Linked DNA regions of Homo sapiens: all the other regions are linked to region 3. A link is a contact called in ENCODE Hi-C or POLR2A ChIA-PET data. All regions are on one chromosome and are shown on one strand. The core of a region is the stretch at or near the end of the contact, and the rest is flanking DNA. Distances in the headings are between cores, read along the strand shown.

Region 1 (3,260 bases), core at 218-2,717, 2.9 Mb before region 3:
ATGATTCTCCTGCCTCAGGCTCCTGAGTAGCTGGGATTACAAGTGTGCACCACCACACCAGGCTAATTTTTTGTACTTTTAATAGAGATGAGGTTTCACTACGTTGGCCAGGCTGGTCTCAAACTCCTGGCCTCAGGTGATCCATCCGCCTCAGACTCCCAAAGTGTTGGGATTACAGGCGTGAGCCACTGCGCCCGGCCTACAATGTTCATCTTATAGGTTATATTTTTTCAATGCAGAAGAATGTTAGTATTCTCATTCATCAAGCAGCCTCACACAGCATCCTTTACCTGAGAGTAAGCATCAGCTCCCAGGCTTACGGTGACCCTAATCAATATGAAGACACCCTGTTTCAGAAGTCAGTAGGACACCTTTCTATTTCTTGAATCATCCAAAATACAGTAAGGAGGTCGCTGGTGACTTCCCCCATGATGGGAAGTACTAAAAGGCAGAATCCACTTAGTTTTTCATGACTTCATGTTTAGGTTACTTTGGTGATTCACTCCAGGCCATTGGGAGCCCACAGTAATTGTTTCTCATTCCCGTTTCTCTCTTCCTTAAACTTTTCTTTTCCAATTATTTATTCTTTATTAGATCCATGTATTTTTAATAATGAATTGAATTTCATTCTGTAATTGGGCTTCTCAAAGATAATTGACCTCTTCTCTCCCAATTGTTTTCATGCGTATTTTGCAGAGAATGCTTGGAATATTCTGTTCATGAAAGGCACAAAGTACATAAAATATTTTGAGTGATTTTCTTCAAAATAAAAATGATTAGTTTTGATGCTTCAGATGTCTAGAATGCTATGTGCCTTGTACAGGCCCTACGGCATGGAAAGTGCTCAACTGATATTTGTTAAATGAATGAATCTGGAAAACGAAAAATACACGAAATATTTTATTCCTCAACAATGAAGAAAAAGCTTTCAGACTTCCATTTAGACTCGTTTTAACTGGCTGAATTCTTCAATGAAAAGAAAACACGCGTCGCACTGCTAATTTAGCTGTTCCTAAATATATTTCCATCAAATTCTGCTTGGCTGTTTCAACCTTGGGGTTGAAGTTCTTATTTTGATGACACAGAGACGTTCATTGCAGTGGAAATAGCAAGTAGTATTGGCTTCCCCGCCTTCCTCCCTCTAGGATTTCAACTTCTCCTCCTCGAACACCAGCCCTGCTCTTCTAGTAAATCCCACATTACAGAACAGGCTGAGGACGGAGGAGACAAGAGGAAAGTAGGAAACCGGAGCCATGGAAACGGCGGAGCGGAGGCAAAGTGTGAGAGCGCGGGTGGTTAGAAGGGAAAAAACCCTCCCCGGACGACGGCGCGAAGGCGCGCCTCAGATTACGTCACGCACCGGGGTGACGTCACGACCGTGACACGCGGGTGACGCCGTTGCCGCGGCGACTTCTCGTCGTCTCCGCCCCCTTCCCCCGCTCCCCCCCGCACCCCCGCCTAGCGTCCTTCCCCCAATCCCCTCAGGCTCGGCTGCGCCCGGGGCCGCGGGCCGGTACCTGAGGTGGCCCAGGCGCCCTCCGCCCGCGGCGCCGCCCGGGCCGCTCCTCCCCGCGCCCCCCGCGCCCCCCGCTCCTCCGCCTCCGCCTCCGCCTCCGCCTCCCCCAGCTCTCCGCCTCCCTTCCCCCTCCCCGCCCGACAGCGGCCGCTCGGGCCCCGGCTCTCGGTTATAAGATGGCGGCGCTGAGCGGTGGCGGTGGTGGCGGCGCGGAGCCGGGCCAGGCTCTGTTCAACGGGGACATGGAGCCCGAGGCCGGCGCCGGCGCCGGCGCCGCGGCCTCTTCGGCTGCGGACCCTGCCATTCCGGAGGAGGTGAGTGCTGGCGCCACCCTGCCGCCCTCCCGACTCCGGGCTCGGCGGCTGGCTGGTGTTTATTTTGGAAAGAGGCGGCGGTGGGGGCTTGATGCCCTCAGCCACCTTCTCGGGCCAGCTCCGCGGGCTGGGAGGTGGGCATCGCCCCCGTGTCCCTCTCCGTCATGCAGCGCCTTCCTACGTAAACACACACAATGGCCCGGGGGGTTTCCCTGGCCCCCACCCCAGATGTGGGGATTGGGGCAGCGGTGGTTGAGCGGGAGGCTATCAATAGGGGGCGAAACTCAGGGTTGGTCCGAGAAGGTCACGATTGGCTGAAGTATCCAGCTCTGCATCTCTGTGGGGTGGGGGCGGCGGCGGCCTCGACGTGGAGGATATAGGTTAGTTGCTGGGGCTGAGACAACAGCCCGAGTTACTGTCGCGTGTAATTCTTACATGGTCGTGGGGATGATGGGGCTCATCATTTCCTCTCTCCTCTCCCGGACTGCCCCCCTTCTCAGTCCGCTGCCCTTTTTCACTTTTCTATTTGGGGATTTCTCTTCACCTGTTTTACCCAGCAAATTATTTTGATTTAGTCTTTACTTTTTCAATCCTAAATCGCAGTTTCCGATGCCTTTTCTGGTCTCTGGTCCTCTGTTCCTAATGTTTGTCAGCGCTCTGTCGCTGATTGGTAACCCCCATTCTATTCCCATCTACCGCCCGCTCATTTTCCAGTTGTCGGACCTGCCTGCCTTCTAACCCCAGCTCCCACTTAAGAGCATTTTTGCACTTCTCTTACCCTGGTCCTCTTGAGGCTCTGTACTTGATCTCACCACTCCCTAACATTGTTGTCTGTTGTTATCTTCACAAATCCTCCTGGACACTTTGGAGCTACTTGTTTTCTGAGCCCAGAAGCTGTCAAGATTCCATCAGGTTTCACTTGGCTCTTTTCGCGCTTGCACTACTGGCACTTTTTGGCTAGTCGTCCATTGTGCATTCACACCTCTTTATTCCTACCCATTTTTATAGGTCTGATTGATTTCTTAGTGTTGTCCTCCTTTTTGTCCTATTTTTTTCCTTTTCCTTTTTCCTCTCCAGTCCTTGCTTCTCTCAGCCTGTTTTTGCATTAGTCAGCCTCTTAGCACTGTGTCAAATTATTTACGTTTTTTTATTACATAAAATTTATTACAAATATTTGGTATTTTATTACAGAAAATAATACTTTATTATGCTTTACAAATAAGATATGGTATAATAATTGTGGTTTACAGTTATTGATTAGGTAATGTGACTTACTCTGTTGACTTTGCTCGAAGTTCTCTTTGCTACTTACTATTAACATCTAATTTCTCAATTCTCATAACATCTCATTCTCTCTGCAATTTTTTTTTTGCATCATCATCTTTGGAAATTCATCCAATATGCTTGCTTTATTCAGCATCAGCTTGTTT
Region 2 (3,696 bases), core at 426-2,925, 2.7 Mb before region 3:
CACTTGTCCCTGTGACCTGGTCTCTCCCACTCTTCCCCTACGCTCCACTCCAGCCTGGCCTCCTGCCAACCCTGCGGGCTCTGGCCTCTCCACCTGATGCCTCCTCTGCCCTCTTATGTCCACCGGGCTCTTCCCTTGAGGTCTCTGCATGGCTGACTTCTCATCCCTCAGGTCCCGCTTCAAATCACACTCCCAGGCATTCCCACGCCATCCCCAAATACAATATCCCTTCTACTCCCACACCACGCATTCTCCATATTAATCCCCAGCTGTATTCTCTTCATAACCCTTAACAGTACTCAAAAAAGGTCTTTCTTTTCTACTGGTCTCTCCTCTCCAGAATGTACACTTCATTCTCTCTCGTATTCTGCTATATCCTCAGCACCTAGAAAGGAGCAGCCATATAGAAGATGCTCCATAAACATTTATGCACTTAATTATCACACACTCTGAAACAAGTGTGTGTTACGAACAAGCCAGCACCTCAGGGAAGATCGGCATTCCCCCATCTCCTCATGCAGGACCAAGGGCTGTCGCTCATGGCTCTCCATCACTGTCTTTGCCCAAGTCACACAGGGCTTTGCCTTCTGCCCACCCCACACCTGCCCCAGCTCCAGATTCTTCATCCATGTGGGACTTCAGGCAAGTCACTCCTTTCATTTCCTGGGCCTCAGTTCCTTAATAACAACAACAGTTAAAGAATACTTGTACGGTCCTTAGCAGGCACCAGCAATTGTTTTAAACACTTTAGTGAGACCAAGCGCAGTGGCTCGCCTGTATTCCCAACACTTTGGGAGGCCGAGGCTGGAGAATCACTTGAGCCCAGGAGTTAGAGGCTGCAGTGAGCTAGGATCGCGCCACTGCACTCCAGCCTGCCTGACAGAGTTAGACCCCATCTCCTAAAACACACAAACACGCTTTAGATAACAGTAACTCATTTAGTTCCTTGCAAATGGACGCCAAATGGGTGAGGAAACTGAGGCATTAAGAGAATAAGAAACTTTTCCAAGGTCCCACAGCTGGAGTGTGGCAGAGGTGGGATTTGAACCCAGCCACTGTGCGGCCAGAATCCCGCTTGGAATCACGACCCCACACTGCCTCTTGGTAAAGTGTAGCTGATGATCTAAGGGACCTGGAATCATCCATGACTCTTTTCCAGTCCTGCTCTTACGGAATCTCTGCACACCACTAACTCGGCTTCGGCAGCTGCTCCCTACCTCGCACCCGCTCCCTACCTCGCACCCCCAGCCCTCCGCCCTCCGGTCTGCGTCTCGGGCCACCTCGCGGGCGGCTCTGCCTGTCACTCTCCTAAACGCCACGGCTGCCCCAGCGTTGGCTTCCGGCTTTCTGCTCCTCTCACCCGACGGCGCTCTCTCTGGGCGACAGCCTCCACTCCCTGCAGCCAGAGTGATTTTTCAGCATTAAAAAGCGGCCACGTGACGTCTCCGATTAAAGGCTGCCGAACAGACTCTACCCTAAATTCCGCAGCCAGGCACCGGGACCCTGGACCGCGCCCTCCCTAGGCCTCACCGCCGCCGCCCCCCGCCTCGCTCCAGGAGCGTCCACACCCGCCGCGCACGCTGCTTCCTCCGCCTGGACCGCCCGCGCCGGCGCCGACTGGCTCAGCCCGCTCCGCATTCACGCGTGCGTCTCCCGAGGGCAGGCGGCCCCTACTACCATGACGGCCCTGCACACGGTGTCCCATCTGCCCAGCGAAGTCTCTCCCTCTCCCTCCGGCCAGCGGGGTCCCTCTCCTCGAGTCGCGGCTTCAGGAGACACGCGGACTACAGGTCCCAGCATGCCTCGGGACGCGGCCTCTTCAGGCGCCCCAGTCAAGGTGAGAGCGTCCCAGGGACCCGCGCTGTCCGCTACAGGCCGGCGAGGCCCCCATCCCCAGCCCCACACTCACTGACGGACTCCACCATCTCCAGCAGTCCGTGCGCAGCCGCTTCTGAAAAGGCGGCCTCCAACGCGAGCGAAAGACGCCAGCCGAGTCAGAGCGGACATACTCGCTCCCGTCCGCCCCGCGGTCCCCAGCCGCCTCGCCCCTGCCTACTTCGCTTCCCCGGCGCTCCGCCCGCGCCTCCCGTGACGTCACAGAGTCGCTCATCTCCAGGAGTGGGGGAGCCGGCAGCCGCTCCTGACCCAGATTAGCTGTGAGTCCTTCGGCTGCAGGAAACCTCTCTCCCGAGAGCAAAGCCCACGCATAACTTATGGTTGCTGAGCTGCCCCATGCCTTCTGAAACAGCTTGTTGGTTGCCCCTCTGATCCTGTAGGGCTCTCCCCGTGTTCTGCCCCTCCTAAAACTGAGTGGTGTATAATTCTTTTTTTTTTTTTTTTTTCTTTTTGAGACAAGGCCTTGCTCTGTCACCCAGGCTGGAGTGCAGTGACACCATCTCGGCTCACTGCAACCTCTGCCTCCCAGGCTCAAGCGATTCTCCTGCCTCAACTTCCCGAGTAGCTGGGATTACAGGCATTGTGCCAGGCTAAGTTCGTACGCAGCAATAGATAATGCCACAAATGGCTTGATTCGATCCACTGGCTTTAAGGCTGGGTTGGCATAGGCTCAGGGAAGAGACTGCCGTCTTTTTGTCCCTTTCCCGCCTCCACACTGTACCTGATGCGCACTGGCACGAGGGGCTGCGTGACCAGCTGGTGTTCTCCCTCCCAGCCATCTGGAGCCATCCCAACCCCTCTCTGCCTGCTTTGAATGTCCCCTCAAGACCTGGGAAGGAAAAAATAACATCACCTCCTTGAAAAAAACTGCACCAAAGGAATCTCTGTCCACCTAAACCATACTGCTCACTAAAAGACAGGAATGAGGAACTTTATCCTGGAGAAGGAAAGAATGGGAGAAACTAGTCCTGTAGTCAGGGCAGGACTCTCGGAGAGCGCAAGGGCTTGACTCCATTCGCTGCCTGGTGGTCTCTAAGACGAGCAACATAATCTATGAAGGTGCAGGGATAAACTGTGATTTTACCTAAAAAAAAAAAAAAAGAGAAATTAAGCTTTACAAATACCCCCCCTCCAGGCTGACCCCGGGCCCCTCCTAGTCAGCCAGACGGCCACATCAGCTCAGCTCTGAGAAGAAAGCCCGTGGTTGGGCCTGGCAGAGAGGGGCAGGTGGTGGTCACTGCAGGTCTGTCCCTGGGCGCTGCCATGGAGAAGAGGACACACTGGTTATATTAACTCTCTTCATATTCACCAAAATTAATGCCTGCAAGTGGACAGGCGCAGACACTGTGGCAGAGAAACTGTAGTTCCGGACTAGCGGGTGAACCCGGGGCCATGTTAAGGAAGTGGCCAAGCCGTTCTGCTCACGTCCCCGGTATGTCAGCCACTTTCATCAGTTTTGTTTTACCTTGTAATAAAAGTTACCAAGGAGTTAGCAAAATCTATTAAAAATTACCAAGAAGATAATTTGAAGTACAATGAAATTTGCCCTAAGTGTATATTATGCTGGCAGGTAGCACCTGCATGATATTTATACATAAAGAGTGTGTGTGTGTGTGTGTGTGTGTGCACATGCCACAGATCAGTAGGACTTGATGGCATTTTCTAACCTGAATATCAAAGTCTGGGAACTACCAGCAGTACCCATCTGACCAGGGAGTATAGCGGGTCAAGAAATGAGAAAAACAGGAAAACAAAATAAATTTATTCGTCCTCCTCCACATAACATTTTCCCTGAAGGAG
Region 3 (3,462 bases), core at 725-3,224:
GATGATTTGGTCCAACTGTAGGCTAATATAAGTGTTCTGAGCACATCTTAGGGTAGGCTAGGCTAAGCTATAATGTTTGATAGGTTAGGTATAGTAGATGCATTTTTGACTTACGATATTTTCAATTTATGATGGGTTTATGTGGATGTAATCCCATTGTACATTGAGTGACAGATTAAAAAAATAAGAAAGGTCTTTAAAAATGGAAAGAGCAATCTATGGAAAGAATGTGATGAAGGGGATACCAGGCTGGAAAAGAAAAACCAAGAACCTAAGAGAAAAATGAGAAAACTATTATATAAGGAAGGTGTGTGCCCATAAACTAGAGCTTCTATTTAAGCATTAAAATAATCTCAAAAGCTGGGCGTGGTGGCTCATGCCTTAAATCTCAGCACTTTGAGAGACTCAGGAGAGAGGATTGCTTGAGCCCAGGAGTTTGAGGCCAGCCCAGGCAACAAAGTGAGATCTTGCCTCTACAAAAAATTTAAAAATTAGCCGGGTGTGGTGGTGCACATCTGTGGTCCAAGCTACACAGGAGGCTGAGGCAGGAGAACTGTTTGAGCCCAGGAGGTGGAGGCTGCAGTGAACTGAGATCGTGCCACTGCACTCTAGCCTGGGTAACTGAGTGAGACTGTCTCAAAAAAAAAAAAAAAAAAAAAAAAATCTCAAAAGACCCCAGAAGATAGGACCAGACAAATGCAATAGTTTATATGATAAACTGCTGCTTTAAAGACAACATAGAGTTCAAAGACATTTGTCTCCACCCGCCAAAAAATACTTGCCAAGGAAACAACACAATAGCTAATACCTGAATGTGCCATTGTAAGAAACTTCTAGAGCTAACTGGCAAAGACCTGCTTTTATATTTAAGATAGGTAAACTATATTTTTGGAATTAAAAAGGAGGAAGAAGAATCACAGTGTTCGGGGGAATTCCTTTAGAACAGGCCATCTCTTCCCTATTCTAGGAGGCAGGCCTGGTGCTCTGGCCCTGGCTCACCTTTCTGGCCTTTCCCACCCCTCCCTGCCAAGCACCTCTGCTGCAGCCACACTGGCCTCCCCAGCAATCACGTGAATACCAGCTTCCCCCGAAATCTCATTTCCTTTAGGAAGAACTTCCCTGATCAGCACGTAAAATAGCATCGATCTTGACGCATCCTGTTTTCCTGCTTTTATTTTTCTTTATAGCAATTTCCACTTTCTGAATTTAAATGTTTATTTCTTTGTTTATTGCCTGACTCCTCTGAGATAAAAGCTCTATGAATTCAAGGACTGGGCTCACTTCTGTAGGACCTGGAAAAGCATGCCATTGACTCTTATCAAGCAGATGAAAGAAAAACATACAATAAGTGAAGTCCATAAAAAATAGAAGAACCCAACAGAAAATGGGCGAAAAAGGTGAAGAACAATGACAATTTCCTAGAGCTGCACTAATATAAATGTATGTGCATGAGGAATATTTGTATTTTTGTATAATATGTAATCCATTAAAAAAATTCCGAGAGATTCAAATGAACTAAAGTACTCGAAAATGTTTAAGCCCCCCGCGCAACAACTCTCGCGCCCCCTGTCGGCGCGCTGGTAAATTTCTGAGGATTCTCAGCAAGAGGACTGAACTCACCCTCCCTCTTTTACAAAATGTATTCTTGTCGCTATTTCATTGGCTGTACCTTTCAGACGCCCCTTTCACATTAGTCAAGCCTCCAGTCCATCACTTCCGGACCCAAGCCCTCTATTGGTCAGCTGTAGGCGACAGCAGACAGCGGGCCGCGCTCAAGCAGGAGGAGTTCCTCGGTGACGTCACAGACACTCCCCGGCTACATTCCAAGGCGTGGGCGGAGACTTCCCGCGGCCTCTGCCTTTGGGGGCGGGACAAAGCCGAGAATGAGACTTCTGATTGGGTCTGCTAGGCAAGGCGGATATCCAATTGGTCAAGCCTTGGAGGGAGGTGGGGCCGCAGCTGGGTCCTGGAGCAGAGCCGAGGAGCCCTGGGGTCCCTCAAAGTTTGTGTCTGGAGCCGTAGCGGCAAGTGGGCTTGCGGCTAAGGGATTTTCCTGGGATGAGAGCGGGTCTTCTGCCTTCATTTTGGATGCACATCCCGCTTTAGCCCCGGCAGCCTTTGGTCCGGCTCGTGTCCCTGGGGATTCTCGGATCTCCGAGGACACCGGACGGGAGCGCTTGGCCATCCTCTCTCCGGCAGAGGAGCAGACGTTTGCTTTCCAAGTGCAAAACTACAGACACGCGCGCGCACACACGCAAGCACACGCGGAGAGAGAGGAACCTTGCCGGTCCGAGGCAGCTCTGCGCGTCCCCTCCTGCGCTTAGCATCCTCGGCCCAGCGCGGCCCGCACCGCCATGGAGGTGCTGGAGAGCGGGGAGCAGGGCGTGCTGCAGTGGGACCGCAAGCTGAGCGAGCTGTCAGAGCCCGGGGACGGCGAGGCCCTCATGTACCACACGGTGAGGACCCGGCGGGCGGGGCAGGAGGGCTTTCAAAGCGGGCAAGTGTTGTCACGCGAGGAGCAGCTGGAGTCCTGGGACCCGGGAAGGCAGGGTTTGGGGCAGGGCATGGTCAGAATCAAGAGGTCCTGGGCGAGGTGTACTTTAATGTCTGAGCAGATGAAGGCGGGCAGCTGGCCCCTTTACATTTCTCATGAGAGTAATGCCACTTTGTATTCCTTTAACAATTCATGCTTTTTTCCCTGAGGCTTTTTCCATCTGTAATATCATTTGCTGTTGTTAACAGTACTGTAATGCGGGAGAGGGAGTGTGTGTTTTGAGAATAACATGCCTCCGCCTAGTTTGCTATTGATTTTTTTTTGAGGTTTTCAAAAACTGGACAAGATTAAGTAGCATTTCCTTTTCATCTGTCTCGTATTCTCTCTCCCTCTCTCCCTCCCTTCCTCTTCTTTCATATTTATATTTTAAAAAGTACACGTGTGTGTGTGTGTGTGTGTGTGTGTGTGTGTGTGTGTGTGTGTTGAAAGGGCTCCTCTACGTTAGGGAGAAAGGCGGCTTTATTTGCTTTCTTAAACTGTACGACCAAGAAGTCTCCTTCCTCCCTCTTCGGAGGAAAAACCAGCAGAGGAGTATGGAAAATCTGAGACAGTTGCATATTTAAGAAAGGCTCTGGGGAAGGTGGGACAGCTCACCAGTTGCTTGTTCAGTCTTATACTAATGCCTCAGAGATCTCTTGGGGGATTAAGCTGTCCCAGAGCACGCACATTTCTTTTAAAGTTTTTAATGTCAAGTTTTTGGTATTAAGTTTGCAAAATGAAATTTTGTTTTCAATAGCCAGCACTGATCATAGGACTTTATGCAAGATCTCTTTGTTTGATTCTTATCCATGCAGACGTTTGTAATGGGGGTGGGGCTGGGGTGAGGGGGGACACTAATGAGAAAACCACTGGAGGCTTGGCTGCTTCCCCTTCACGCTTTTTTAATGGGGTCAGTACCAAGATATTTG

Evidence for each region. Hi-C counts contacts between places; a loop is a spot of excess contacts on that map. ChIA-PET counts read pairs that join two places held with the same protein, here RNA polymerase II (POLR2A). Pooled maps may share reads with other maps.
Region 1: a map of B cell shows a loop between it and region 3 (20-fold over the local background). The contact joins the promoter of BRAF here to the promoter of CREB3L2 in region 3. A Hi-C loop is called at or near these places in 3 of 168 maps with a recorded cell type or tissue (B cell, CD4-positive, alpha-beta memory T cell and CD8-positive, alpha-beta T cell), 1 of 37 single-sample maps with no recorded cell type and 8 of 50 pooled maps.
Region 2: a loop to region 3 is called in a map of CD4-positive, alpha-beta memory T cell, with 16 times the contacts of the local background. The contact joins the promoter of NDUFB2-AS1 here to the promoter of CREB3L2 in region 3. A Hi-C loop is called at or near these places in 1 of 168 maps with a recorded cell type or tissue (CD4-positive, alpha-beta memory T cell) and 6 of 50 pooled maps. POLR2A ChIA-PET finds 5 or more read pairs at or near these places in 1 of 52 experiments (activated naive CD8-positive, alpha-beta T cell).

What each region holds. Positions count from the first base shown.
Region 1 is chr7:140,923,136-140,926,395 of GRCh38, reverse strand. BRAF (B-Raf proto-oncogene, serine/threonine kinase) reads left to right here and starts at 1,467. Exons shown (of 18, transcript NM_004333.6): 1 at 1,467-1,830. The coding sequence starts at 1,693. LOC105375536 (a long non-coding RNA gene) reads right to left here and starts at 1,304. Exons shown (of 5, transcript XR_002956518.2): 1 at 1-1,304. RefSeq lists a silencer at 1,575-1,644.
Region 2 is chr7:140,695,056-140,698,751 of GRCh38, reverse strand. It overlaps NDUFB2-AS1 (NDUFB2 antisense RNA 1), which reads left to right and starts at 1,675. Exons shown (of 2, transcript NR_024454.1): 1 at 1,675-1,837; 2 at 1,932-3,416. NDUFB2 (NADH:ubiquinone oxidoreductase subunit B2) reads right to left here and starts at 2,044. Exons shown (of 4, transcript NM_004546.3): 1 at 1,910-2,044. The coding sequence starts at 2,007. It overlaps ADCK2 (aarF domain containing kinase 2), which reads right to left. Exons shown (of 8, transcript NM_052853.4): 8 at 3,642-3,696. RefSeq lists an enhancer at 1,726-2,035.
Region 3 is chr7:138,000,598-138,004,059 of GRCh38, reverse strand. It overlaps CREB3L2 (cAMP responsive element binding protein 3 like 2), which reads left to right and starts at 1,974. Exons shown (of 12, transcript NM_194071.4): 1 at 1,974-2,456. The coding sequence starts at 2,355. LOC124901752 (a long non-coding RNA gene) reads right to left here and starts at 1,753. Exons shown (of 3, transcript XR_007060551.1): 1 at 1,670-1,753. RefSeq lists enhancers at 1,675-1,724, 1,955-2,024, 2,115-2,204, 1,753-2,350, 2,295-2,434 and 1 more.